7 separate regions of the Homo sapiens genome follow, and all the other regions are linked to region 6. Evidence: chromatin loops called from intact Hi-C (ENCODE). Cell type or tissue: PC-3. All regions are shown on one strand. Region 1 overlaps LOC105372646 (a long non-coding RNA gene). Region 2 overlaps SULF2 (sulfatase 2). Region 3 holds the start of LOC105372637 (a long non-coding RNA gene). Region 4 has its middle 62 kb from the start of LINC00494. Region 5 has its middle 180 kb from the start of LINC00494. Region 6 has its middle 210 kb from the start of PREX1. Region 7 has its middle 130 kb from the start of LINC00494.

Region 1 (4,000 bases), 59 kb after region 6:
GCTTATTATAGATGCCATTCCATGCCCAATGAATTAGAAGCTGCTGTTTAACAAGGAACCCAGGTGATTTGTATGCACACGAAAGTTTCAGAAGCACTGACTAAGCAACTGTTAATTTACTCTACTCCTTGCAGCTGAACAAATCCTGATTCACATTCAAATAGTCAGCACTCCAAGTCACTAAGAATCCCAGCCCATCAAGGGTTCCCTTTTTCAGAAAGAGCCAGATGATCTGCATTCAGAAGCGTGGTGTCTCCTGGCTACTGTCCATCTCTACAGCAGGTCACACACAATTTTTTGGATCATCTGATTTTCACCAGAGCATGAATCTCTTCGGGACTTCTGTGTAAACAGTTTTCTCAAACTTTTAGCCAAAAAGCTTCTCTCCTCCAGCCCCTGGGGTGGGTCACGTCACTCCTGAGGCCCTGAATGGGAGCCAGTGAGAAGGGCTGTTGGCAACTTTCTTCCCTTAACACGCTTGGCTTCCACTTGGTCAGACACTTCTTGGGTAGTGGTTATGGTACCCAGGGATGGACCTGTCCATCAATCCACATAAGAAAGCTGCGCAAAACGATCCTGGGGTTGGGATAGAAATTATCTAAGTCTCCATCAGGGCCCAGGTGTACAAAACTGGGGGCTAGGATTTTCATAAGATGAAGCTATGGGTCAGAGGCCAGGACCACTGGGCAACGCAGACTCAAAGTCATAAGATGTGGGTTTCAAAATCATAAGCGAGCATGAAGAGCTGCAGATGAAGCAGTCTCTGGGTGGAGAGAATTCCCTGCTTCTGAGGGAGATGATGTCTAAGAACTGGTAGTCTCTATTATGGGACAGGATGGGCTGGGAATATTCCCCATACAGCCTAAATCAGGAGACTAGAACCATCTCTGTGATGCAGGTCTCAACACTTCACCAATTCCAGAACAGTGGAGAGAAAAATCATCCCTCAATCAAAGGGGAATGAGCGCCAAATGCCAGCGGTGTTCTCTGTATGATTGTATTGCCTTTATAAATACATTAACCAGGTGTTCAAGATCATTGCATAGGAGCCATATTCTGGGCAACAGACACACGTAGGTTCATTTGGACACACGGGCGTGCACGCACACCCAGGGGCATATTGTCACTCTCCAACCCGGCGTTTTATAGTCAACTCATCACTCAGCTGATAAGTTTGGAAACTTAGCATGTTATTAATGCTTCAGGGGAAGTAATATATTTAAAAAACCCAAAAAACCCCCAAAAAAACAAGCCAGCAAGTATCACCAAAGCCTGAACCTCACACCCACCTTCTAAGCCATGGTGTGTACTTAAACTTGGCCCAGGGCAGGAAGGGTCTTCATGAACAAATGTCCTATGTGCCACCAGCCTAGCCCAGCACCATTACTCTTTGAGTTGCTTATGAGGACACTAAAGTTGCTTATGAGGACACCTTGTGGGCTGCCTTGAGTTTTCTCTCCTCCTCGATGCTGCACAAGCAAGAGGCCAGGGGTCTTCAGTCTGTCCTCTCCACCCCGTTTCTATATTTAATGAATGACTTTTTTTTTTTGGATACAGAGTCTCATTCTGTTGCCCAGGCTGGAGTGCAGTGGCACGATCTCTGCTCATTGTAACCTCTGCCTCCCGGCAGCTGGGATTACAGGTGCCCGCCACAGTGCCCTGCTAATTTTCTTATTTTTAGTAGAGAGAGGGTTTCACCATGTTGTCCAGGCTGGTCTTGAACTTCTGATCTCAAGTGATCTGCCCACCTTGGCCCCTCAAGTTCTGAGATTACAGGCATGAGCCACTGTGCCCAGCCATTAATGACTTTAAGTTAATTAGAACACTCTGGTGGCTCTGTAACAGGAGATGGAGATGCAGTAAGAAATCCCTTTCACAGTTCGCTACAAGGTGAACAAATCTGGGGGTGTCCTCTAGGGAAAGTCTGTCTCCCTGCTCTCTGTCTCCACTGAGAACCTGCTTTAGAGCAGCCTCCTCTTCTCTTCCCCAGTGACAGGGAGCCTGGTGGGAAAGAGACGGGTGACAAGAGGGGCGAGAGGGCAGTGTTCCAACACACACATGAGCAAATACCCAGATTCAAACATAAACCTAAGTTTATGGAAAAATTAATGCTCAAAGACGTAAAGGGTCTTGCTCAAGGTCACGAGGCTGGCAAGTGGGGTTTGAACCAGGTGGAACTGTACCTTGACGTGGAACGCATACCCTTTCCACCGCGCTGGTGCTTTTTTTTTTTTTTGAGACGGAGTTTTGCTCTTGTTGCCCAGTCTGGAGTGTAGTGGTGTGATCTCAGCTCACTGCAACCTCCGGCTCCTGGGTTCAAGCGATTCTCCTGCCTCAGCCTCCAGAATAGCTGGAATTACAGGCGTGCACCACCACACCCAGCTAATTTTTGTATATCTAGAGATGGACTTTCACTATGTTGGCCAGGCTAGTCTCGAACTCCTAACCTCAGGTGATCCACCCACCTCGGCCTCCTAAAGTACTGGGATTACAGGCATAAGCCACCATGCCCAACTGCACCAGTGATTTTCTAATTGGGCCCTTAGAGTCCAAGAAAGTGCCATCAGGGTCTAGGGGCTGGGGCAGGGAGGCCCAGGGGTAGGACCTGCTTTTTAGCTGCTTTTTATGTTGAGTCCTAGATAAGATGTGTGAGAGTGTGTGTGTGTGTGTGTTGCCAAATAAAATACAGGATTCTTGGTTAAATCTGAATTTTTGATAAATTAATTTTTTAGTATAACCATGTCCTATGTGATATTTGGTGCATACTTACATAAAAAATTATTCTTTGCTTTTCTGAAATACATTTTTTTGTGTGCTGAATCTGGTGAATCTGGTTGTGTGTATGTAGAGAGGAAAAATAGTTTTGGAAACCACTGTGTCACCGCATATTGCCTTCCCTCGGGCCTTGAGTTTTTGAGGCCTCTCTTCCCCACACTGGGCCCTGCCTATAATTTTCTACTCTATCCCTTTCCTGCCATCAAGGAAACACCATGAAGGGGACGTGGCAAATTGAATTTAGCATAGAAGAGGGGGCTGTGGCTGGGCTGGTGGTATCACTTGTTTACTTGGGTTTTCTTTCCATTGTCACTGTTCAAAGGTCCCGTGTGGTGATGTCTGCATTTTGCCCCTTCTCCTTTAGGGGAGAGGGGACAAATCTTGTTTGTGACTGTGTGTGTGTGTGTGTGTGTGTGTGTGTGTGTGTGTGTGTGTGTGTGTATATGTATGCATGTGTGTGTTTGCCTGTGAGTCCCGCTGTAAGTCTGTGCGTGTGTGTGTATGCATGTGTGTTTGCCTGTGAGTGCCTCTGTGTGTGCGTGTGTATGCATGTGTGTTTGCCTGTGAGTGCCTCTGTAAGTGTGTGCGTGTGTGTGTGTGTGTGTGTGTGTGTGTGTGTTCATTGTAGGCAGGTGCTGTAGGTCAGGTGTTTTAGGCTGATCTTAACTTACCAGCTCAGACACCCATGAGCTCAGGGAGTCTGCAAAGCTCCTTCAGCCACCTTTCTTCCCCATAATTCCCAGCAAACTACTTGGTCCTCTGGGTTCAAGGCCTCAGCCTGTTTTCCAGGTCCTTCCATGCAGGTGGGGACTGTTGGCCGCATTCTGGAGCTCGGTGTCTGCCTGGGAGACTTAGGGGCCTCAGGGTCTCAGATGTCCCTGGCGTGGGAAATCTCTCAGCCATGACTCAGCTGGGCCTGGGTGGGGCTCAGCAGAATCCTTGGGGCCCCCACAGCCTCCTGATGCTCCAGCCCCTGCTGCCTCCATCCACAGTGTCTGGCACAGCCTTTCCCCTCCCATGTCTCTCGCCCCTCATGACATCTCTCACTGGTATCATCCTGGATGGACAATTGGGCCTTTCAAGCTCTTCATGCCACCCCGACTCTTCCCAAACCCCCTTGAGGGGATCTTTCTTTTGATGTGTATAAGTCATGCTATTCCTTCTATGGCTTTCTTGGCAGCATTTTGTGAAGAATGCCTGACTTACGTTTAATGACAAAGAGAGA
Region 2 (4,000 bases), 960 kb after region 6:
TGTCCCCCTTTTGACTTACAAGAAGTCTACGCTACAGGAGGCCTTTCATCAAACCCAGGGGAGACACTGGAGGCCTCAGTGGGCTCAGCGGGTTCCTGCGCAGGCCAGGCCGGAAAAATGACTCGGTTCCCTTGCAAGGGCTGGCTGGAGGAGAAGGCGGGCTTCCTTCAGGCAGAACAAGTACCTCCTCCCCACCCAGACATGCCGGTGCTTGCCCTGGGGCCCGGGGAGTGCAGGCTGCCGCTGCTGAGCACAGACACGGCAGCGTGGGGGCAGTCACCAGGCCAAGTCTTTGTTGTCCAGCCTTGAAGGTTTCAAGGCCTCCTCTTCTGCCCCTCCCTCAGATTGAAACCCTGCAGAACAAAATTAAGAACCTGAGGGAAGTCCGAGGTCACCTGAAGAAAAAGCGGCCAGAAGAATGTGACTGTCACAAAATCAGGTGAGGCAGTAGCAAAGGGACCTCCCTAAGACCCCACTCTCCTACAGGACAGTTCAGTTCATCCCCTCTCGTGATTGACCCCTTTCATTTTTTATTTTTATCTTTATCTTCTCCCCTCATGGCATTAAAAAAATCCGTAATTTACCTCCCTGTTGTCAGCCAGTGTGGCACACGGACCTGCTCCTCAGCCAGGCTGGCGCCCAGATTCCAGTACTGCTAGCAAGAGACCCGTGCTGGCTGCGCAGAGCCGGCTCCAGGCCGGAAAAGTGCCTCTGCCGATTGCCCTTTCAGAAATCCCCCATGTGGTTTGAGGTCCATGTTCCCGGCTTAGGGGTCCCCTGGCCCAAAGGACTGAACTCTAGAACAGCTCTAATAGAACATTCTGTGCTGACGGAAATGGGCTATATCTGCACTACACCACACGTGGCTGGTGCATACTTAAAATTTTGGCTAGTGTCACTAAGGAGCCAAATTTTTTATTTTGCTTAATTCAAATTGAAGTAGCCACCTGTGGCCAGTGGCTACCATACTGGACAGCACAGCTGTAGAAGCCCTGCTGTCTTTCCAGAAAGTGTTGCAAAACACAGGCTTCCCTGTGTTGACCCCGACCAAGTGTGAGTAGGCAGGGTGGTGAGGGAACCAACCTCAAGATGCTGAGGCTTTGACATGTAAAATTAACCATCAAAAAAGAAAGGAAAAAGGATGCTGAGGCTGATGCACCTAAAGCCAGGCCCAGCTTCTAGTCGTGGCTAAATTACAATTAACCCAACCTGCTAAAGTCTAGCAAAAGTCCAGGCAGAGTCCTGGCTCATGCTTGGAGAAAGAAGCCACTCAGGCAGGCACCTGCTGCCCTGAGGATAGGGTCATGCCCTACCCACCACCACCCCAGAAGGAGGGACAGGGGTGGGGCAGCAGCAACACATGGGAGTCCCAGAAATCACAGCTTGCACCTGCCAGCGGAGCCCTCTGAGCCACTCCTGAAGCCTGGGGCTGGGGGGGTCTGTTACAGCTACCACACCCAGCACAAAGGCCGCCTCAAGCACAGAGGCTCCAGTCTGCATCCTTTCAGGTAAGAGCAGCTTGAGGTCCTGGGGAAGAGATGCAGAGGCCTGCATGAGGAGGTGGCCCTCCCTTAAGCTAAAACTCAGAAGAAAAGGAAAGAAGTCCAGGCCCTTCCCTGGGAAGTCCACGGTAGCCCTCGAAGAGGCCTTACTTCCCAATCAACACTGAGCGGGCCTCCGACGCCCCCTTGTGGCTAAATGGGGTTACCGCAACTCCACCAAGCAGGGCAGGACACAGGAAGGAGGGGAAAGGGGTGTCAACAGGAGTCCCAGTAGCTGCCTGGTTCTGTCCCCAGCTTGTGCCCCCTTGGGAGTTAAAGTAGAATGACAAGACCCAGGTTCTGGTCCCGGCTCTGCCTTGGAGCAGCACTGGGACTTGGGACCCTGAATTGCTATGCCCATGGCTCTCTGTTGGAGAAGCCTCAGCGAAGCCCTTAGGTGGACAGGAAGAGCAGAGACATGGGGTCACTGATCCCTCAGAGGCCCAAGGTGTGTGTGGCCCTCTGCGCCCATAGGAAGGGCCTGCAAGAGAAGGACAAGGTGTGGCTGTTGCGGGAGCAGAAGCGCAAGAAGAAACTCCGCAAGCTGCTCAAGCGCCTGCAGAACAACGACACGTGCAGCATGCCAGGCCTCACGTGCTTCACCCACGACAACCAGCACTGGCAGACGGCGCCTTTCTGGACACGTGAGCAAGCCCAGGGCAGGGGTGGACAGGCTGAGGCCCAGGGGTTCAAGAAACTTCTCCACTTAGTGACCCAGACCTCTCTCAGAAAGGGGGTCCCCAACACCAGGGGTCCACGGTGCTCGGGACAGCCTCTTGGCATTTGACGAACTGGTTTTAGGGGCTGTCCCTGACAGGAATCACTGTTGGCAGATGGGGCCTCCTCCCGCAGGCACTCAGGACATGCTCTCTCTTCCTTGGCAGTGGGGCCTTTCTGTGCCTGCACCAGCGCCAACAATAACACGTACTGGTGCATGAGGACCATCAATGAGACTCACAATTTCCTCTTCTGTGAATTTGCAACTGGCTTCCTAGAGTACTTTGATCTCAACACAGACCCCTACCAGGTACAGGCAACCCGAGCTAGAGGGATGGGGGTGTGGGGTACACCAGTGCTGCCAGGTAGGCCCCCCCCAACCTCAGGGAAGTGATGACAAATTGTCCAAGTCCCACTGAGTCCCTGAGCCGGTGGGAGTAAGTTGTGAAGCTGCTGAGATTGGGGGTTCTGTGTTCAATCAGCCTTTTTTGCCTCCATCACCCTGCTTTTTGCCTCCATCACCCTGCGTGTGTAATATATATGGCTTCTTCCCTCTAACTTAACATGCAGCATGCAACCAGGTTTTGCCGGAACTTGTGAAGACTCCTAACACTGTCAGGCTGTAGGATCAAGCCAAATATCACCCACTGCAGGGCCTACACGGACCGCGCAGCTAATATAACAGTAACACACTGCACCAAGCACTCTGCTAAGTGCTTCCGTACAGTAAGCCATCTAAACACACATGCGACTGAAGTGGCCCAGGACCACACAAGACCAAAAGGAGCAGTGGCATGTCTGGTCATCGGAACATGTGGGCCCTTGTACAGGGACAGTCACTACTGAGCTCCAGCACTAGAGCTTTCCTGTACTGTGGCCTTGGTATTGCCCAGGCTTTGACCTTTCAAGAAAAGCCTGAAATAATTTAAATGAAATCTGATGTTTAAATGTCAGCAGCACAAATGCTTTAATTACTATATAGGTGTGCAGTCTTTCTCCTTAGATAGGTTCACCCTCATACTTTACCAAAGGGGTAGGTTAAGTCCCTCACCGGTAGCTCCCAGACTACACAAGAACCCAGGCCACTTACCCGTCCTTTCATCAAATGGCTGCTTTGCAATCAGGAGGAGCTGAGGGCCCCTGAATGAAGGCTGCTGATAAAACCAAGACTTGGAAGGCTTTCTTTCCAAGCTTGGGAAGTTTCCTGACCAGTGGCTGCAGAACTCCAACGTTAAATACACAGACGTGGTTTTTATTCTCCTGAGTTTTCACTCTCATGAAGAGTGAACCTGGTGGGACTTGAAGCCAAAAAGTCACCTAACTCTTCCAAACGCTGGCTCTTGCAGAAGTTGGAGTAAACAGGTCACCAGCCCCTAGCACCTTCCACCCGCCACCTGCCTGAAATATGTCCCCTGGTTGGTAGAAGGGCAGGGCGAGAGTCCCTGTACTTACCTTGTTGACAGACTACCTTTTTTGCAACCAGCTGATGAATGCAGTGAACACACTGGACAGGGATGTCCTCAACCAGCTACACGTACAGCTCATGGAGCTGAGGAGCTGCAAGGGTTACAAGCAGTGTAACCCCCGGACTCGAAACATGGACCTGGGTGAGTAGGCACCCCAACGTGGGGCCCTTGGACAGCAGGGTAACCAAAGGAAGGGACTCAGGAGGTGGTGTCTACCCCAAGAATGAGCCTGAAATCACCAGGCTTTGGGAGGTGATACAGTTCCAGACGAGTCAT
Region 3 (4,000 bases), 670 kb after region 6:
ATGTCCCGGCTGCAAGTCCAAGGCTGGAAAACCAGGCGGGCCTCCGTGGAGGCTGCTCCTTCCCCATCGGGCCTCCGCCATCTGGTTGGGGCATCTCAGACTGAGGAGCAGGAAGTGTGACTGTCACAGGCCAACGCCTGCTGACAAATCTCCCAGCCCAGGTGGTGGCCTGTGGTGGGCTTCCCAGTGCAAGTGGAGGCGGCTTTGGCAAGGGGCTTCTCTCCCCTTTCAATTTCCTGCTGGTTCTGCCCACATGAAACTGAGCTGGTTGGCTGGGCTTCCTTTACTCTATTTGGTTATCTTACTCTCTGAATAAAAGATGAAAAGTCAAAACATATGCATAATGCAGAATTATAACACTTGGATTTGTTTAACTTTATCTTTGCCGCTTCTCGAGTGTTCTTGCACCTAAAGCACACCATTGCATAGAAAAAGACATGCTTTGGAGAAAGTGATATGACTCCTGCTTCCAGGAATGAAAGACATTTTTCATTCAGCTGTTGACATGTGTGAGTCTGCGTATGTGTGTATATGTGTGTGTCATGTCTATGTATGAGTACTGACCATGTCTTTTATTTTCAGTATTCTGATGCTCTGACATTTCCAGGCCTTGCCGACCCTGGACAGCGTGCTCTTCCCATGCCTGCCAATTCCTAAGAGACAGGAAACAACTCATCTGGAGCATGTCTTGCAAATGAAAAACAAATCAAGAGCCCACACGCCCCAACCACCTCTTTTATTGGGCTCTCCCTCTCCAGGGCCAGGTACCAGACAACTAGGAACAGCCCCTATGTCCCAGAGCCTGCTGAAGTGACTCACACTCACAACCCTGAGCCTGGTGACTGCCTATCCATTCATTCCTCAATAAAGTCTCTTGCTCATGTCTCACTTCCTCCCTCTTCCTCTTGAAAGGAAGCGTTCCCCATGTGGCCCTGCAGAGCACGGTTCCCGGGTTCCCAGGGTTCCCCATGTGGCCCTGCAGAGCACGGTTCCCGGGTTCCCGGGTTCCCCATGTGGTCCTGCAAAGCACGGTTCCCGGGTTCCCAGGGTTCCCCATGTGGCCCTGCAGAGCACGGTTCCCGGGTTCCCAGGTTCCCCGTGTGGCCCTGCAGAGCACGGTTCCCCGGGTTCCCCGTGTGGCCCTGCAGAGCACGGTTCCCCGGGTTCCCCGTGTGGCCCTGCAGAGCACGGTTCCCCAGGTTCCCCATGTGGCCCTGCAGAGCACGGTTCCCGTGTTCCCGGGTTCCTAGGTTCCCCGTGTGGCCCCGCAGAGCACAGTTCCCGGGTTCCCAGTGTTCCCCATGTGGCCCTGCAGAGCACGGTTCCCGGGTTCCCCGTGCGGACCGCAGAGCACGGTTCCCGGGTTCCCAGGGTTCCCCGTGCGGCCCCGCAGAGCATGCCATGTCTCCCGTTTCTCGGGACCTAGAATGTAATGAATGTCTTCCCGGATGACAGTACTTTCTGTGTCTGGGGGTCTTACCATACCTGATTAAAACAAATCCCTGATGAATAGAGTGAGTCTCTGTATCCCATTCTGCGGGCATGCACACAACAAATACACACATATTCACAGAGTCCCTTATGTGTGCTCAGACATGTGAACTTTGCATCACAAAACCACTGAGTGATGTCAGAGGCGCCATGAATCATAATGGCAGCTCCTGGCCTGGTATCCAAGAGACCTCAACACGCTGCTAAGTCACTGTTCCCCGCTATGAGAACCGGTCACTCTCTTTGAGCCTCCAGTTGAAGGGAACTAAATTAATCTAGGATGACCCATATTGTGCAGCAGCTAATGACCCAGTTCACCTCTGGTTAATTTTCTGCTTCTGGGTGTCCTGGGAACGGGTGGTGTTTACTCCACTTGGGACAAACCTTTATTAATGAGCCGGAGTGTTGGCTGCTCTAGGCTGAGTGTTTTAATAGAAATCGGCCCATGGGCCAGGGCGTGCTGAAGTTGCAGAATATGAATAAGGCCATTTTCTTTACCCTCTCTCCTCTGCCTTGATTTGCATGACTAAGCTTTTATGCCTTTTAAAAAAAAAATGTGTTTGTTTGTTTCTTGATTGTCGCTCCATCTCCTATGGAGGAAACAAATTACTTACTCACCAGGCAGGGACCTCAGTTTGGCAGAAGTCCAGGTCTGTTCCTCCAGCAAAGGGGAGTAAGACAGCCACACTCAACGCTAGTAGGGACAATTCCAGGAGAGCTGACATGGCCCAGGATGTGGGCTAAATGATTACACAGGTCCCCAGCAGACTCCTTAAGAGGGAAAATACTCCCTCTTAAGGAGTCCTAGCAAAGGATAGCAGTTGGGAGAGGACAGAAAAGAGTCCTTCCTTGTAAAATGTGGCTCAAACTAACAAAGAGCTCCAAGGTGTCTCTCAGTGAGGCTATGGGTTTCCTATGGAAAGAGAAGATGTTGCTAATTCTTTGTAGATGTGTGATTCTCGACTCTGTCAGAGTCAATGCCAGGCTTTTAACACAAATACTTTATCACTTTCCCTTTACTCAACTGAAATGAAATTCATAGAAAATATAACCTAGCTACAGGCATTTTCTTAAACAATGTAATTTCCCCAGAGGGATATAAAGAGAAAAAGAAAGGAATTTATAATAAAACAAAACATAGTTCAACATGTAAGTGCCCTAGTGATATGGTTTGGCTGTGTCCCCACCTAAATCTCACGTTGAACTGTAGCTCCCATAATATCCACGTGTCATGGAAGGGAACTGGGGGGAGGTCACTGAATCACGGGGGTGGTTACCTCCATACTTTTCTCGTGACAGTAAATGAGTTCTCAGGATAATCTGATGGTTTTATAAGGGGCTTTTCCCCCACTTCACTCTGCACTTCTCCTTGCTGCCACCATGTGAAGGAGGACAAGCCTGCTTCCCCTTCCGCCTTGATTGTAAGTTTCCTGAGGCATCCCCAGCCCTGCAGAGCTGTGAGTCAGTTAAGCCTCTTTCCTTTATAAATTACCCAGTCTCGGGTGTTTCTTCATAGCAGCCTGAGAAGACTAATACACCTGGCATTACTAAGGTAGACCGTGTAATTATGTCATCAGATGCTTGAACTTGGATGCAGAATCACAGTGAACGAAGTCACAGATGCGGACTGACTACAGCTGTACTGTTCTGGGCAACTCAGACACCACAAGAGGCTCTGCCATTGGTAAGGTGATTTTTTTCAAACAGGTGAGCAACATTGAATAAATCCTGAAAAGAACAGAGTACAATCTTCCCGTAGTTTACACCATGGGAACAGTGTGGTAAAACTCAGTTTAAAACAGTAAAAAAAATAAAATAAAATAAAAATTATTTCTATGTAAAATGGATTTCAGTTCTGGGCTCAGATCATTTCAAGCAGCTTTTTAACCTATGTGAACATCCAACAAGGCATTCAAAATTAGTGCCAATGCATGAAGCAGCAGCAGCAGTGGTGGGCTTCAGAGGATGATCCCAGAGCTAATCCCTTGGGCAGGTGTGGGTGTCCCATGTTTAGGTGATGAAATGCATCCAGAGAGAGAAGACACTCACCCAAGACCTCACAGCCAGAAAGGGCCAGAGCTGAAATAAAATTCTGTGGGACTCTAACCCCAGTGTGGTTTCCTGCCTTTCTTCTAATGTCCCTTGGCAGATCCTACAGCAGCCCAGCAAATCTCACAGTCCCCATTACAAGACTGACCCATTCTGTCTTGGAACCTGAACCTGAACTTGAAGAGGAGGACCACCTTGACCACTGTCTATTAATAGACGGTTGGAGCGGGTGTGGATGCTATCAGACCCTTGCGTGGATCCCCCTTACTGAGCATGTGCAACTATGTTGGTTTTTTGTTTTGAGACAGAGTCTTGCTCTTGTTGCCCAGGCTGGAGTGCAATGGCACAATCTCAGCTCACTGCAACCTCCGCCCCTCCCAGGTTCAAGTGATTCTCCTGCCTCCGACTCCCAAGTATCTGGGATTACAAGTACCCGCCACCATGCCCAGCTAATTTTTTG
Region 4 (4,000 bases), 200 kb after region 6:
GAACTTGAAGGTTAATATTTAGAGTTCCAGAAGCACCAAAAAATTTGAAACTATCAAAAGTGGTCAACCCTAGGCATGGACTGAAGGTGAAAACATAGGACCTGAGGACTGTTGCTTTTTGTTTTCAATCCGATTTAATTTAATAAAATATAAAACCTTAAAAAGTGTGTTTTTCTTTTCTTTCTATTGACTCTGAGCCAAATTCCCATTAAAGAACTAGAAACTCCATCCACTCAAGTTCAGCTTCAAGATGCAGGGTAAGGAGGAGCCAGAGGTCACACTTACAGAATTACCCAAACCAGGGCAATTAGGCAAAACCAAGGAAGTTAATTATCTAGGTCAGTAGTTGGCAAACGTTTTCTAAAAAGAACCAGAGGGTATAAAATAGAAAGTATTTTGGCTGGGTGTGGTGGTTCTTGCCTGTAATCCCAGCACTTTGGGAGGCCGAGGCAGGCGATGGCTTGAGGTCAGGAGTTTGAGACCAACCCGACCAACACAGTGAAACCCCGTCTCCACTAAAAAAAATACAAAATTAGTTGGGCATGGTGGTGCATGCCTGTAGTACCAGCTAATCAGGAGGCTGAGGCAGGAGAATCACTTGAACCTGGTAGATGGAGGCTGCAGTGAGCTGAGATCATGCCACTGCACTCCAGTCTGGGCGACAGAGTGAGACTCCATCTTGGACAAAATATATATATATATTTTAGGTTGTGGAGGCCATTCTGCCCTCAATTCTCCCCATTTTATTGCAAAAGCAGCCACAGTCAATATGTAAATGAATGAGTGTGTCCGTGTTGCAATAAAACTTTATTTACAAAATCAAGTGTAATCAGGTTTGGCCCACAGGCTGTAGTTTGTTGACTTCTGAGCCAGAAATTCAGAATGAGATGGTGCAGGCCAAAGGATGGCTCTGCAGGATGTACCTTCCTGGAGAAACCTACCAGAAGGGATGCATTGGGAACATCTGGGAGTTCACCCAGTCTCACCATGAGAATGGAGACCCCTGTATCTGTAGGTCATTTGTGCACGCCTGAAAGATGCCACCAGGCTTGACAGAGGCCTGGCCAGAGCCTCAGAATAAACTGAAACAAAGTGGAAGGGGAATGGGCTGTTTTGCATAAATTACTGATGCATTGAGAAGATGGTTTTTCATGCTGATTGGCAATAGGTCTCTGGTGGATTTAAAATGTCAATGTAAACAACCTTTGCTGAACCAGAGTGCACTGCCTTTAGAAAACCAGACAAAGAATCCAGAACTTACAGAAGATGAAACAAGAAAAAGTGGGGATTTGTTGCTTATATTATGAAAGCATTCATCATTTTACACCAAGAAAGATTTCTAAAGCAGAAAATAAAATTATATCATTGGCAGGAAGTCAGAATGTGATTTGTTTCACGAAAATTCGATTAACACACCTCCTTCCATAAAAATCCCTGCAGTACTGACCTGTCCGCTGACTGTCCCCATCATATGCTCCAGGAGAGCAGGGACCCTACAGGTTCCTTTTCCATTCTGTCACCACTGTGCTCAAGTTGAAGCTCAATGGGTATTTGCTGTGCAAGTGGATGACTGACAGGTTTCTTTCTACCAATTAATTTATGAATATTTTATGCAGAAATTCCAGAAAGACCTAGATCTTTTTCTTTTGTGTGCTCAGGGCTCTTTGATTAGGATGTAGAGAGCTGGGACATAAACTTGAATTAATTAAGGTCATACAAGGTATCAAACTCCAAAATGTGAGTGGCTTTACCAAATAAAGGTTTGTTTCTTGTTCCTCTAATTGTCCAAGCGAATGCTCCTGGTTGTGTGTAGGGAGTGCCCCCCTGTGGTTTGGGGACCCAGGATCCTTCTCTCCTGTGGCACTGCCACCTTCAGCTTGTGGCTCTCAAGATAGCTCTGTGGGGCGTTCATCTTTGTTCTGGATGCCCTGAAGCATCCACCATGAAAGCTTACACTCCATACCTGCACCTGATACAGAGGACGCTGGAAATGTGGTCTCCATGTGAATCCAGGAAGAAGAAATGGGTTTGTGATGAGCACACGCTTTGCCACACACAAAATAACAGTATGTTAAGATAGAAGTTTATTTCTCTAGCACACAATAGTCAAAAGCAATGGCCCAGGGCTGCTGTGGCGGCTCCATTGTCAGGGACCCCAGCTCCTCCTGTCTTCCTGTTTTGCCATCACTAGGCTAGGACCTTTGGCAGCAAGCTCCAAGATGCTTCCTTTCTGTACTCAGAGTCCTGCCAGCAGGACTCTTATATCTAAGGGTACACAGAGTCCGGCTAGCAGGACTCATCTCTAAGGGTACACATAACCTGCATCCCTCACTTCTCACATCCCTTTGGACAGATCGTGGTCAGGTGGCACATCTCCTGCAGGGGGACTGGGAACAGCAATCTTTAGCCTAGGTGACCAAGCACCCAACTAAAAATCACTGTCTGAAGGAAGGGAAGGACACTGGGGTACAAGGAGCCATCTCTACCCAGGAATTAAACAGAAAAGACCTTTCTGGAGGAATGGAAAGAGCTGGAAGGAGAACAGAGAAATGAACTAAAATGGAATAGAAGGGGAATGTGCTGTTTTGCATAAATTACTGATGCTTTGAGAAGATGACTTCTCATGCTGATTGGCACTGGGTCTCTGGTGGATTTCAAATGTCAGTGCAAACAACCTTTGCCAAACTAAGACCGCCCATCAAGGTCGTCAAGACTGGGTCCAGTAGATAAATATTCCCCACAGTAAAATCAGGATGTTCTTGCTGGAAAAATCCGATTCTGGGCCTCTTAGCAAACGTCCATAGCAGAGTTCCACGGGAACAGCGATCCTCAGCCCTATTAGACTGAACTGTATTTTATGATATCTTATGATGATGCTTTACTATTCTAAAATGAAATTCAAAAATAATAGGAATTACCTATATGTATAACCTAAAAGCAAATCAGGATGATGTCTTAATTGTAATATAAAAGAGGGAAAAGGGAACAAGCTTGTTATAAAATAATACAGATAATACAAAATAATAACTTCTATAAAATGAACTTATAATAAATATGTGAAAATGATTACGTGTAGCTACACTAGACAAACCCCAGAAGCAGCGAGACGTCTGCACCTCCAGTGATGAGTAGGCCAATCAAAGAGCAGGAAGCCACACGGCTCAGCAGCACTCTGCACAGGCAGTTAGGGAAAAAGGAACAGTGGTGTCTGTGGGCAGAGACTACAAACTCTATGTTCAATGTCCTTTGAAAGCTGCCATCAATACCTAGAGTTCTGTGTAAAATGGAGTGAGTTTCTAGGCTCATGAATTATTCTAAGGGATATGGATAAGTCATGGGACTTTGTTGTGTCTGAGTGTCCTGAATGTGGCAGAATTCTAGTGTCCCTGGACTCCTATTGAATAATTGAATAAATGTCAGTGTCCCCAATCAAAACACAACCAAAACCATCCCCACAATATCCAAAATGCCCCCAGAAGGGTATGATGTCCACCATAGATCACTACACTGAAGGGCTGGGCGTGGTGGCTCAGGCCTGTAATCCCAACAATTTGGGAGGCTGAGGTGGAAGGATCACTTGAGCCCAGGAGTTCAAGACCAGCCTGAACAATATAGCAAGATTCCATCTTTACTAAAAAAAAAAACCATAAAAAAAATTAACCAGGTATAGTGGCGCATGCCTGTAGTCCCAGCTACATGGAAAGCTGAGGCTGGAGGATCACTTGAGCCCAGGAAGTCAAGGCTGCAGTGAGCCACCACTGCCTGCAAGACAGAACAAGACCTTGTCTAAAAAAAAAAAAAAAAAAAAAAAAAAGGAAAAACTGGAATTCGCAAACCTAAAAAGACTCAGTCCTCTTCTCTCAAATGCAGCTATGTAGTGCAGTACTTGGCCAAACAGAAATTATTCTTGTTTTTCAAATGGTCCCCTTTGGGAGCTTAGGATTTGAAGCCTCAACCCCAAGGAGGGGTCCTTAAGTCCACACTCTACTTACATGTAGCC
Region 5 (4,000 bases), 440 kb after region 6:
GGGTCTGACCAATCAGAAGTCTCTATCCCATGACCACAGTGATTGGTTAAGATATGCACATGTGACCCAGTTAAAGTTACTAAAGGCCAATTCTCAGGTATCGGCCTCAGTAACTGCAGGAGCAGTGCTCTCTTTCCACTGCAGTTGCTGAGAAGTTACGATGCTGAGCTGGAGCAGCCGCTGGCCACCTTCATACGAGTGAACATCTACCCTAAAATATAGCCAACTCAGGGGAATGCACAGTTTAAAAATAGAGAAAAAGAGCCACATGGTGACATCCTTTGAGTTCCTGGATCCAGCCACACCCAAAGCAAAAATCCCCATCCTGCTTCAAGTCTGTGATTCAATGAAACACTTGGTTGGATTAAACCAACTGGGGTAGGATTTTCTGTCACTTGCAACCACAGAATCCTGATGGATACAAGACACTCTTTCTCATAGAGCCTCTCTTGAAGCTGCTATTTGATTACTGCATGGTCTTCTAAATAGTAAATATAAAATATCACACTTGGAAAGAACCCAACTTTTAGGCCTTTGGTGGGTAGATTTTTTCCTGAGGATTCAAGTCAGCAGCCTAGAGACCATCGTGTGTCAAGGTCTTAACCTCAGACACTCGCTCTTCTTTGTTACTTTAAAGCTGTCTAATGTAGAAACCCCTGAGATGCTGCTCCATAGACATGAGAAGACAGAGTCCTCGGGCCCTGCGCAAGGTCTGAGGCCCATCACCAGCTCAGCTTCTGCCCTTTTGCAAAACACTGGTCTTTTTGTCTCTGATGATGTGAGTCCATTGCTCACATATCTGGCTGTTTCATCCAAAAAAAAATATTTTACTTTTGGCTTAAAAGCCCATCTCAACATAAACATCGGAGCTCCCGAATGTTGCTCTAACAGCTTGACAACTCTGTAGGTGTAGAGCTGGCTGCCCGCCAATCCAAATTTTTCTGCTTCTTTCTTTTAATATAAACAGAGCCTTTGAAGAACTGTGGATTCATTGAATGAACAAATGAACTTGTTTACATAAAACATGCAGGAGGAAATTTCCACTGTGCTTCAACATATAATTTCAGTCTGTTTTTGGATGGGCTGGTGCATTATGGAGATTGTTTTTCTAGACCAGGATGCTGTCCTCCATATGGTGGCCTCATTGTTCACTCCAGTCGGTAAGTTCAAGGTTTAGCTATGAGGGGAGAAGGGGTACAAAATTAAATTCTGCTATGTTGGTTCACAAAGAACAGACTCGAGTTTGGAAGACCCCTGACCAATTATAGGAAAGAAAGAAATGGAAATGTGTTTTTTTCTTAGTGTATGATGTTTTATAGAAACAGAAGCAAAGGTCTTCTGGCCGGCTCTTCTGACCCTCCACTCCAAATATGCACCCTGAATCTAGTGATTTACATTAATTTGTAGAAGTTAAAACAAGCGAGGAGGTCGCTCAGGATGGGTTGGGTAGGATGATTAATGATAGTTTTATGTCATTTCAAGAAAATAAACATTGCTTTTCACAGGCTTTGTGTGCAGCCCTATGAATCATCTCTTGGTTAATAAAGAGGCTCCTCCCATCACTCTATTTGCTGGTGACAAATCACTTTAGGAGGGGGTGACAGGAGTTTTCAGAAAATGCCTTGTGTGATGATGTGAAATCCAGAGATAGAATATGCCGGTGGAAAGTTCAGGGAGGATGAGAGGGTGTGTATTAGTCTGTTCTCATGCTGCTAATAAAGATACACCCAATACTGCATAATTTATAAAGGAAAGAGGTTTAATGGACCCACAGTTCCACATGGCTGGGGAGGCCTCACAATCATGCAGGAAGGCAAATGAGGAGCGAAGTCACTTCTTACATGGTGGCAGGCAAGACAGCTTGTGTAGGGGAACTCTTCTTTATAAAACCATCAAATCTCATGAGACTTATTCACTATCATGAGAACAACGCGGGAAAGACCTGCCCCATGATTTAATTATCTCCCACTGGGTCCCTCCCATGACACATGGGACTTATGGGAACTACAATTCAAGATGAGATTTGGGTGGGGAAACAGCCAAACCATATCAGATGGTGTGGGCATGAGATGCCGGTGGTGGGGGATGTGTGGTATGGGGAGGTCTTGGGAGGAGGTGGCCATGCCAACACACCCTTGGAGGATATTGGTACATCCATGGGTCTGCAAAGGTCTCACACATTGGTAATCACCAAGGTGGATGTAGGAAATGCTCCTGTTTCCTCCCCTATTGTTACCAATGAGGACTTTTTATCATGAGTTGATGGCGAGCTGGTTTGATCAGTAGTTGGAAGCGGTAAAGTCTACTTATAAAATATATAAACAAGCCCTCTTGCAAGGAGTTACATTTTATTCTTTATTTCCTGTGAATGGTTTATAAATTAATACCTCTAGGATGCTACCTTCTGGGACACCAAAATCAAATCACAGAGTTCTTTAAAAAGTCTTCACATTTCAGCTTCAGCTAAGGGCCTACTTGTGCTCCTCCAGCCAAGCCAGATAAAAATTTAAATGATGATAATAATAATAACAGACTACATTTAGTGCCACGCACTGTTCTGAGCATTTCTGCACTTTAATTCAATCATTACAACAACTATGTAAGGACCACTTAGTCCTATTTTGCCAGTGAGGAAACTGAGGCACAAGCAAATTCAGCACCTGGCCCACAGTAATGGATCTAATAAAGGATGGAGCCAGGATTGGAACCTGAGTGGATGTTAGGGCCTTAGATGAGATTGAAAAAAAAAAAAGAGTGAGCCAAGAGCTTCAGTCTTTACTGAATAAAGGGGACTGAGTGGGATGTTTCCAGATGAGGGGCGGAGAATGTTGGACGGGAGTTAAAGACACATGGCAAGAGCTTCAAGCAAGATGTGCTTTTGAAATAGGAAGAAGGAAAGTGATATATTGATTGTCATGAAAAACAGAGAGGGGGCTGACCCTGCCTCTAGACTTGGAGCGCCTGAATTGTGAGGGAAACAAAGAGAGCTTCCTTGGAGAGGGGCTGCTTGTCCTCAAAGAGAGTCAGATTACAGGCAAGGCTGGTCCGTGGAGGGACTGGGAGAGTCATCTGGAGATGTTAGGGAGAAGGGGGGATTGTTGATAAAATAATTGTCTTAAAGATTTTAGGAGGCAGAGAAGATAATAGTGGACGGAAGGGTCAGATGAAGCAAAAATTAGGAGAGAGGGTAAAAAATTGTGTTGATAGAGACAAGAACTAACTTACAGATAAAAGGAATCTCTCAAGGAAAAAAAAGACAATGCAGCAAGGGAGCAATACAAATACCGAAAATAATAATTCAAAAAAACTTCCAAAAACAAAACCTTGGAAATTATTTGTTAAAAGAGCAGGCTGCATCCTGTGAATAGTGACCCATCATGACCAACACCAAGTTCAAGTAAAATTGCTGGACTTTAAAGAAAATGAAAACAAAACAAAACAAAAAAAAACTCCCACAAATTCTTTGGATCCATGATTGAAATGTCCAGAGGGGATCTGATGGATTTCAGGCCTGGCTAGATCCAAGGGCTTAAATCTTTTCATCAGGACTCGGCCTTTCTGGCTTTTTAATCACTTATCTCTGTTTGCATTTTGTGGCTCCCTATGTAGGCAAATTATCTCTATATGGTGTCTCCAAGCATTTCTCAGCTTCTATTATCACAACATAAAATCCAGCATAAAAAGAATATCTCTCTTGTTTAACAATCTCAACATAAAATCCAGCATAAAAAGAATGTCTCTCTGTTTAACAATCTCAGTGACAATTTAAGACTTGCATTTTGATGAACCGACTGGGGTCCTAGGCAGCTGGTGAATCTGATGCTCTGATTGGCCAGGCCTGGGTCACCTACTCACACCTAGGGTCAGTCCAGGACACCCGAGTAAGGTGAGAGTGAGAGACAGGTGGTTTCCCAAGAAAAACACACATTCTGACCTCAAAGGGAGGAGAAATGGATAAAGCATAGGCAAAACAATTTCTGTCCACTCAAATTATTAACCT
Region 6 (4,000 bases):
GGTCTCAAACTGATGGCTCCAGGCTGAAACTTGGAACTAAATGTGGGTTTTTTTTTTTACTTCCTTCCTGATATGGTGTTTTAAAAAAATGAATTATATTTATGAACCAGCAAATTTCATCTCTGAATTCTGATTTTTAGTTTGTCTCGAAAATCAGAAGCTCTGAGCTGGGTGTGGTGGTGCGCACCTGTGGTCCCAGCTACTTGGAGGCAAAGGTGGGAGGATTGCTTGAGACCAGGAGTTCAAGGCTGTCGTGCGCTTTGATCACACCTGTGAATAGCCAACTGCACTCCAGCCTGGGCAACGTAGTGTGGTCCTGCCTCTTAAAAAAAAGATTAAAGAAAAAATCAGAAGCTCTGGTCACACTGGTCCACATTCCCACCTGGCTACATGTCAGCTGGAGCTGAGGAGCGGCTGTCTTCTTGAGGAGGGTGCCAGCTCTCCAGCTCCCCGGAGCCACGTGGTCCGAGCACTCATCCGGCCTGCTCACGCTGACGGCCAGATCCTTAGCTCTGGACTTGCCATGGCGATGTCAGCTCGGGGAGGACCTGGTGACCCGGAGTCACTGTGCCGTCCAATGGAGAATCAAGGGGCAGGCGCAGCCCCGCATTGACGTCTCTCGGAGCCTCTCCTTCTCTGCTCCTCCAGGATGAGGGCAGGGCCCAGGTGGTTGAATTCCTCTGAGCCTCAGTTTTTTCATCTGTCAAAAGGTGCTGACCCAGAGATGGCCCCTTGGCGTGGACTGCAACAGAGGCCACCCAGGAAGTGGAAGGTACGATGGGGTGTGTTGACCGCTTTATGATTTTATCTAAATAACTGTTGGTGTACTTCCTGTCCACCTTCCCCCCAGCAGTAAGAGCAGGAACCACACCCCTTCCATACTGTAGCCCAGGGCCAGACAGTGGTGAATCACGGCTAAATATTAATAGAAGAAAGCAGGGTTAGCACAGTGATCAGAGCGGGGGGCGCAAGCCACACCCATCTGTGGCCAAGCGGGCCCCTCTAACCTCTGTGTCTGCCACGTGGGTTCATTCATGGGGGGCTGGACTAGGACCTTTGAAGTCAGACACCCTCGCCTGCTCCTGAATCTGTCAACACCTGATACTTGCTGAGTGGCCATATCTGAGATTCTCTGTCTTTCTGGGACCCTCAGCTTCCTTCTTTGAGAAATGGAGACTTTACGCCCACCTGGCTGCCTTGCGGGGGTACCAGGAGTCTCCTCCAGGGCCCCAAAGTGGAACTTCCCGGGATAAGTGTAGTGCCCTGTCTGTCCAGCAGGTGGTGCTGGGGACCGCGTAGTGCCCAGAGGCTGCTGTTCCCCGGGCTCCAGCACTCAGACCGAAGGCTGGCTCCTGGGTGCAGGTATTTGGGACAGAGCCAGCCTGGAGGCGGGGCCTGGAATCGTCTGGACAATGGGCACTGGCGCTATCCCTCTCCTGGGCTGGGCTTGCCGTGAATATTTTCTCTTTTTTTCTCTCTTTTTAAAAACTTTTTAAAATTTGTCTCTTTCTTACTTTCGTCCCCCTCATTTTCTTTCTCTCTCTCTAAGCTTTTCTATATTTGTCTTTGTCCCATAACATATGTCTGTGAGCTTGACTCGATTTTTCAATTCTTTCCTTTCGGGGATCTTTCCCTTCTCTCTTTTCTCTTTTTTCCCTTCCTCTCTTCTGATTGGAGGAGAAGGATATGAAAGGCCCTTATGCACTGTAAAGCGGGGTGCTTACGAAGCTTGTGACCAGAAACCCACAGTCACTGGTGCACCTTTGTGGAAGTGACGGCCACTAGATGGCGCTGTGGGCCAGGGCGCCCCGCCTAGCCTTGCGGGCCTCCTGCCCAGAGCTCCTGGGAGGCTCCCACTGCAAGCCTGGAGCTCGGGGTTTGCAGGCAGGGGAGGCCGAAAGCCAAGCCTGAAGCTGCCTCCCTCCGGGCACTGGTAGCGTTCCCTGGAGGGCTGGAGTGGGGCAGGGGTGGTTAGGAGAGGGATGCTAAGGAAATGCCTCCGCTGCCAGCGCCTTCACCAGCTGCACCTCCCATTATTGCAGCCAAAGTTTGCTCACAAGGACAGTGGCTGGATTTGAGCCCAGGCCGTGTGGCTCCAGACCCTGAGCCCGGGGCTCTGTCTGGGGTGTGGCCCAGGGGCAGGTCCTTGGGTGCGTGAGGGTGGCTTGGCTCAGCTCCTCTCCCTGGGTCACTGCAGCGGCCCTGTGCTGTTCTGTTTTCCCATCCCGAAGTCCTGAGGGTCTCAGCAGAGGGGCCCAGGATTCAAGTCCATCCACTCCCAGGGCGGGTCCCTAGCCAGCCTCTGCCCAGCATGTGGGGTGGGTGCTTCCCTGTCCTCCTGCTTCCTGCAATGTTTCCCTTCCAGCACTTTCCAGGCTCCAGTTCCCCATGCTGGGCTGCCCGAGCACCCCCACCCTGCAGCTGGCCCTGCTGCCCTGGCTTCCACCTCCAGATCCTTCTTGCCATGTCCGCTCCAATCAGAGCCAACCCACCCTGTGCCCCTCCCAGTGGCTCTGCTGCCTGCTGGACACATGTCACCGCCACGGGGCTGATGGGTAACGGGAGATGCTCTCAGGTCCTGATTTGTGCTTCGCCAGAGCCCTCCTAGAGCTGTAGGTGATGATGGGCACTTTCCAGACACTGGCAGGGCTGAGATGAGCTGCTCCAGGGACAGGAGGTTCAGAGATGAAGAGCTGGAGGAGGGCCAGCCCTGCAGGGCACACAGACTTGCATTGCTGGCTTTTGGCCCAAACAGCTCTTTGAAAAACAGCACAGGAATGGCCCCGGTGGGTGGTATCTGTTTTCATGGTGCGTGGCTGACACTGGAAGACGATGGACCCGTGGCTGCTGGGTATCAGGGGAGGGGAGGGGGCCTGGGTGTGGGATGCAGGGCTGCCCTCCTTCCCTCACATCCCCTGCTGTCAGGAAGAGGGCAGGGGGTCCTGGGGCACTGAGGCTGGGGAGACATGAGGGCTGTCACATCTGTGTCCTATCCAAGCCAGATCCATGTCCTGTTTGCAGAGTCTTGGCCATAAAGAGGGACTGGGAACACTCTGCCTCACCCTCACCCTCGCACCCTCCTCTGATCCATCTGGGTCTGTCTGGATGGCAGAGGCTCAGAAGGTCTGACCCTACCCGATGGTGGAGGCTCAGAATGTCTGAGCCAGAAAGGACGTCGACGAAAGTCTAGAGCCAGGTGCCCTGACTCACGCCTGTCATCCCAGCACTTTGGGAGGCTGAGGCTGGAGGATTGCTTGAGCGCAGGAGTTTGAGACCAGCCTGGGTAACATAGTGAGACCCTGTCTCTATTAAAAATAAAGAAAAAAAATTAGCTTGGGGTGGTGGTGCAAGCCTGTGGTCCCAGGCTGAGGTGGGAGGATCACCCGAGCCTAGGGAGGTCGAGGCTGCAGTGAGCCATGATCAAACCACTGCTCCGCTCCAGCCTGGGTGATGGAGTGAGAGACTGACTCCAAAAAGAAAAGGAAAGACTCGCCTTCCTCCTCCTGATTAACAGGTGAGGCAGATCCCCGTGCCCCATAGGGACTGCAGGGACACTGATGCTTGGTGCTGATTGAACCCCTACTGTGTGTCGCAGGCTGTGCACATCACCTCACTGAATCCTCACGAGAGCCCTAGGGGGGCACCATGGTTGTCGCTGTCCTCCCACTGTGGAGCTGAAGGAGCTGAAGGGGGAAGGCGCTCCCCGAGGGGCACGCAGTCAAGGAGCCTCTGAGCCGGGATTTGTCCTGTCCCAGGTCCTGGGTCCCCACCCGCAGCCCCACTCGCTGCTGGCAGAAGCAGGTCACCAAGGAAAGACCCAGGGGGCTTCCCTCTTGGGGCTTCCAGTGTATTAAAAGTGAAGGAATGCCAAGAAAGGGCTATAGAAACCACGGGCTGGCTGAAATGTTGAAGGAACAAACGAACTCTTTATCGTGGTGCTGTTCAGGAAATAAGAACTACATTGACTTTGTAAAAGTACGTTCATCCCAGGTGCATCTGG
Region 7 (4,000 bases), 140 kb after region 6:
CTCTCTCTCTCTCTCTCCCCAACACCCCGCCCTGCCATCTTTCTTTGTCTCTTTCTTTTTTTTAGAGGCAGAATCTCACTCTATTGCCCAGGCTGCAGTGCAGTGGTCCAATCTTGGCTCACTGCAGCCTCTGCCTCCTGGGTTCAAGATATTCTTCTGCCTCAACTTCCCAAGTAGCTGGGACTACATGTGTGTGCACCATGTCCGGCTAATTTTTTTTGTGTTAGTAGAGATGGTATTTCACCATGTTGGCCTGGCTGGTCTCGAACTCCTGACCTCAAGTGATCCACCTGCCTCTGCCTCCCAAAGTGCTGGTCTGGCCTGTGTTTTCCTTTAAGCCCCTTGTATTCCTGGGCTCGCGGCCCCTTCCTCCATATTCAAGCACATGATTCCAGTCTCTGCCCTGTCACTATAGCTCCTCTGACTCAGACTCTCCTGCCTCCCTCTTATAAGGACCCCTGTGATTACACTGGGCCCAGCCAGGTCATCTAGAGTCATCTTTCTATCTCAAGATCCTTTACTTAATTACATCAGCAAAACCTCTTTGCAATGGACATATACACAGGTCCCAGGGGTTTGAATGTAGACATGTATGGGGGGCCCTTGTTCAACCCCCTATGGGGGGTGGTTGTTGATTTTCAGTAGGATGGTCAGGGAAGACCCCGCTGAGAAGCCACCATTTGAGCAAAGACCGGAGGAGCTGAGGCTGTGGGCCAGGATGACAAGGGTGGAGCCTTCCAGGCAAAAGAATAGTGAGTACAAAGCCAGCAACAGGTGTGCTGGCATGTTCCAGGAAAATCAGGGAGGGAGCCACAGCTGCGGCCGAGTGAGGAGAGGAGCAGCGGGAGGTGAGGTCAGAGAAGCCTTGGGGGCAGAAGCTGCGGGCCTCATGGTTATCATGAAGCTCGGGGTTTTACTCTGAGTATGTGGAAACCATGGAGAGTTCTGAGCAGAGGAAGCACAGGACCTGACCTGGGTTTCACAGGCTTCCTCTGGCTGCTGTGTGGAAAATAGGGAAAGCAAGAGTGGAAGAAGGGAGGCCTGTCAGGAAGCTTTTGCACAATGGCCTTGGTGAGAAAGATTCATGGCTTGGAGCAGATGCTGGGATGTGTCCCCCACATCCCCTTTCAGGAGCAGGCATGCATGCCCCACTGCCCAGGGGGTTGCCTGCTGAGAGCTCACAGCTGAGACCCTCCCCAGAAAATGCCCCTGGCTGACAGGAGCTGCTTTGCCCAGTCACCCTTCCTGGGGTCCCTCCATCTCCAAAGACTAGTAGTAAACACAGGGGTCTAAAGGTCCAGCCCCTTGACTCGATTCATCACAGCTCTGAAGGGCCGTCTTTGCTGCAGACTTCCTCAAAGGATGGATTGCAAAGTCATGCGTAGAGTGTGCAGGGCTCAGGTGACTATCTATATGTCTGTCTATATTTTAGGATCCCTGTCTATATGAGCAATTTGTTAAAATATATATTTCAAAATTCCTGAGCCCACATGAAATCTATTGATGTATCCACAAAGGTGTAGAATAATGGATAGAGAAGGGGTACTTATGTGGTTTATTGTCCAACAGATTGTGTGAAAGTTTTTTGTCATGTCCAAGCAGCACCTCCTTCTGGTCAGGCCCACGTTATATACGAGAACAATGGAACAAGTCGAAGACAAAGCAACACGTCCCCCTGTAAAAACTGTCAGTGTAACTGTCCACTTCCGTATCTGTCCAGTCACTTAACAAATATTGACAGACCATCTTTAAACACAGGCTGCTGTGCTGGTGTCTGGGACACAGCGGTGAGTAAGAGCCGTAAGAGCCATCTGATCTCATGACACTCTCAGGAAGTTCCAGTCTATGAGGATGGACAGCATGCAGGTCAACACATAAACATCATTCAGACTGTGAAAGATACAATAAAGGACACAGATTGGGAGATGGGATAAAGAGTCATGGGGGTGGAGCTACTGTCTCATTTTGGGTGGTCTGGGAAGGCCTCTCTGAGGAGGTGACATGTGGGCTGAGTCCTGAAGGATAAGAAGGGGCTGCCATGGGTGATTTGAGGGAACAGCACACTAGGTGGAAGGAACAGCAAGTGCAAAGGCCAGAGATCAGGAGGATCAGAGATGGGGACAGAGTATCTAAGAAATTGGGAGAGTGGTAAGAGATGGGGATGTAGAGACACTGTCAGGTGAGATAGGGAAGGGAGCCAGGTGTGGTGGCTGACACCTGTAATCCACCAGCCTGGGCAATGTGGCGAGACTTCATGTCTTAAAAAAAAAAAAAAGCCAGATGTGGTGGCACATGCCTGTGGTCCCAGCTACTGAGGAGGCAGGAGGATCATCTGAGCCTGGAAGGTTGAGGCTGCAGTGAGTCAAGATCATGCCCCTGTAATCCAGCCTGGGTGGGTGACAGAACAAGAACCTGTGTCCAAAAAAAAAAAAAAAAAAGGAAAAAAAAGGGAAGAGAATGTCACATTGCAATGACAGTGTTTTGTTTCATTTAAACAATTTTCTCTCCCTTTTGAGTCCAGCCTGACACTCAGGAGACGGAGAGAGCCTTCCGCTCATTCTGCCTCAGGAGGAGCTCGAACCTGCTCCCTTAAATCTCCATCAGCTCCGGCAAGCCCTTGGGCTCTGCTGGCTGTAACGCTGCTCCCTGTTTACCAGAGGCTTTTGCTGGCACATTAAATGTATCACTCATACCCTGAACTAGATCGAGCCACAGAAAGCTTTGATTCATGGAGCTGCTGGTCCCCGTTACCACAAGATATGCATTCTTTCTCTTTGTTAAGGAATTAAGGTGCCATATTGAAACTTTAATCTTTAAATACAGGTAAATAAAACATGATTATAGAAATCATTTTCAGTAAGAAATTCATCATGAGCTAAAGTTTCTGCCTTACTGAATTCATCTTTTGGCAGTGGGTGGTTGTCCCTGCTGCAGATAATTGTGATCCTGAATAGCTGGACCTGTCTGTGTTCACTGTGAACCAACGGTTTCCTTCGAGGGCCCCAAAGACCCCGAGTGTGAATTGCCTAAGTGGGTGGGGTCTCTTACCCTGTGAGTCCTCCCACCAGGGGCCCCATCCTTCCACCCATCTTTCCTCAGGCCTGTTTCCCTTGAGGTCTGAGCTGGGGTGCCCAGTGAGGGGTCATCCCTGCTGTGAGATAAAACCAACGGGTGATTCCCCACCCCCATGCAGGGCCCTAGAGGGTGTGCGCGACTTCAGCCATCTGATCAAGGATGGATTCGACTCCCTGCTCAGGGCAGCAGCTCGTGGTTCATTCAGCCCCAGTGGCGTCTAGATGGGACACACAGAACTGAGGTTTGGGTCTGATGTGATTAAGCCGCCAACTGGTGTCCCTGTGTCTTCTCTTTCCTGACACCAGACACCAAAAAAGAAACAGCTCCAGACACACCAGTTAGTGAATTCCGAGGGTGAATTTGGAGCCAGGTGGCCTTTGAAGGCTCCACCTGGGTTTTGAGCTTTTGTTTTCTGCAGCAGCAGCAAACCCACTGCTCTGGGCTGCGAATTGTTGTTTACTAAATGCACAGGTGGTCTGGAGTGATGTTTTCCTTCTTTAGCAAAGTAGCACATGTTCCTTATGACAGTTAGACATGCAAAGAGGCAGGCATGTTTTTTAAGGATAAGTTAAACATTCAACAGGTCCACAGGGACTGAGTAAAAGATCTCCCCGCAGGTCAGCCCCTCAGCCTCCCAGTTTCTTCTTGGTGAAGCCAGTGCAGGGACCCACAGTGGGGCTGGTGGGTGGGAGGCTATCTCAAGACACCAGGAAGCAAATGAAGGGTCCCAGTCCATTTTGACCCCTATGCACGGATGTCGCTGGCTTGGACCAGCCTTCTGCAGGCCCCCAGTGAGAAGGGGACAAACCAGGCTGTGACCCTGGCCATTTTCTCCTACGTTATTACCATTCCCTCGCTGCATACCCTCTTTCTGGCCCATCCACAGAATACAGACCTGTCCTTGTAAGCTGGCCGTTCTTGCTCC

Evidence for each region. A loop is a pair of places that touch in the nucleus more often than their neighbours do. Peaks named below come from ENCODE experiments on the same cell type or tissue, not always from the same donor. Only the 100,000 strongest peaks of a DNase experiment are listed, where the experiment ranks them.
Region 1: it touches region 6 in a loop (8-fold over the local background); 3 of 110 quality-filtered maps call a loop at or near these places.
Region 2: a loop joins it to region 6, with 10 times the contacts of the local background. A loop is called at or near these places in 106 of 110 quality-filtered maps.
Region 3: a loop joins it to region 6, with 18 times the contacts of the local background. A loop is called at or near these places in 2 of 110 quality-filtered maps.
Region 4: a loop joins it to region 6, with 36 times the contacts of the local background. A loop is called at or near these places in 12 of 110 quality-filtered maps.
Region 5: it touches region 6 in a loop (5-fold over the local background); 8 of 110 quality-filtered maps call a loop at or near these places.
Region 7: it touches region 6 in a loop (19-fold over the local background); 5 of 110 quality-filtered maps call a loop at or near these places.

The regions. Positions count from the first base shown.
Region 1 is chr20:48,559,055-48,563,054 of GRCh38, reverse strand. The region is part of intron 1 of LOC105372646 (a long non-coding RNA gene); the gene reads left to right. Among named protein-coding and RNA genes, the nearest start is that of LINC00494, 200 kb to the right of the region's middle. In PC-3, no CTCF peak of the experiment used is centred here; no DNase peak of the experiment used is centred here; H3K27me3 peaks cover 1,019 bases.
Region 2 is chr20:47,661,638-47,665,637 of GRCh38, reverse strand. It overlaps SULF2 (sulfatase 2), which reads left to right. Exons shown (of 21, transcript NM_001387048.1): 14 at 345-439; 15 at 1,449-1,508; 16 at 2,016-2,185; 17 at 2,426-2,568; 18 at 3,742-3,865. Among named protein-coding and RNA genes, the nearest start is that of SULF2, 120 kb to the left of the region's middle. RefSeq lists enhancers at 1-819, 1,353-1,402, 1,433-1,572, 2,383-2,432. In PC-3, CTCF peaks have their summits at 1,500 and 1,702 (motif pointing left); a DNase peak (open chromatin) is centred at 1,687.
Region 3 is chr20:47,948,410-47,952,409 of GRCh38, reverse strand. LOC105372637 (a long non-coding RNA gene) reads right to left here and starts at 1,600. Exons shown (of 7, transcript XR_936793.2): 1 at 1,486-1,600; 2 at 565-653. RefSeq lists enhancers at 1, 614-1,173. In PC-3, a CTCF peak has its summit at 2,285; DNase peaks (open chromatin) are centred at 779, 2,139 and 2,999; H3K27ac peaks cover 3,827 bases.
Region 4 is chr20:48,419,560-48,423,559 of GRCh38, reverse strand. No RefSeq gene overlaps it. Among named protein-coding and RNA genes, the nearest start is that of LINC00494, 62 kb to the right of the region's middle. In PC-3, a CTCF peak has its summit at 1,841 (motif pointing left); no DNase peak of the experiment used is centred here; H3K27me3 peaks cover 3,681 bases.
Region 5 is chr20:48,177,774-48,181,773 of GRCh38, reverse strand. No RefSeq gene overlaps it. Among named protein-coding and RNA genes, the nearest start is that of LINC00494, 180 kb to the left of the region's middle. In PC-3, no CTCF peak of the experiment used is centred here; DNase peaks (open chromatin) are centred at 943 and 1,533; H3K4me3 peaks cover 510 bases; H3K27ac peaks cover 2,301 bases.
Region 6 is chr20:48,618,446-48,622,445 of GRCh38, reverse strand. No RefSeq gene overlaps it. Among named protein-coding and RNA genes, the nearest start is that of PREX1, 210 kb to the left of the region's middle. RefSeq lists enhancers at 1,403-1,462, 2,285-2,993, 3,029-3,529 and a silencer at 1,763-1,892. In PC-3, CTCF peaks have their summits at 1,041, 1,249 (motif pointing right) and 1,786 (motif pointing right); DNase peaks (open chromatin) are centred at 895, 1,285 and 1,885; H3K4me3 peaks cover 2,026 bases; H3K27ac peaks cover 2,590 bases.
Region 7 is chr20:48,483,077-48,487,076 of GRCh38, reverse strand. No RefSeq gene overlaps it. Among named protein-coding and RNA genes, the nearest start is that of LINC00494, 130 kb to the right of the region's middle. In PC-3, a CTCF peak has its summit at 1,616 (motif pointing left); a DNase peak (open chromatin) is centred at 1,706; H3K27me3 peaks cover 1,071 bases.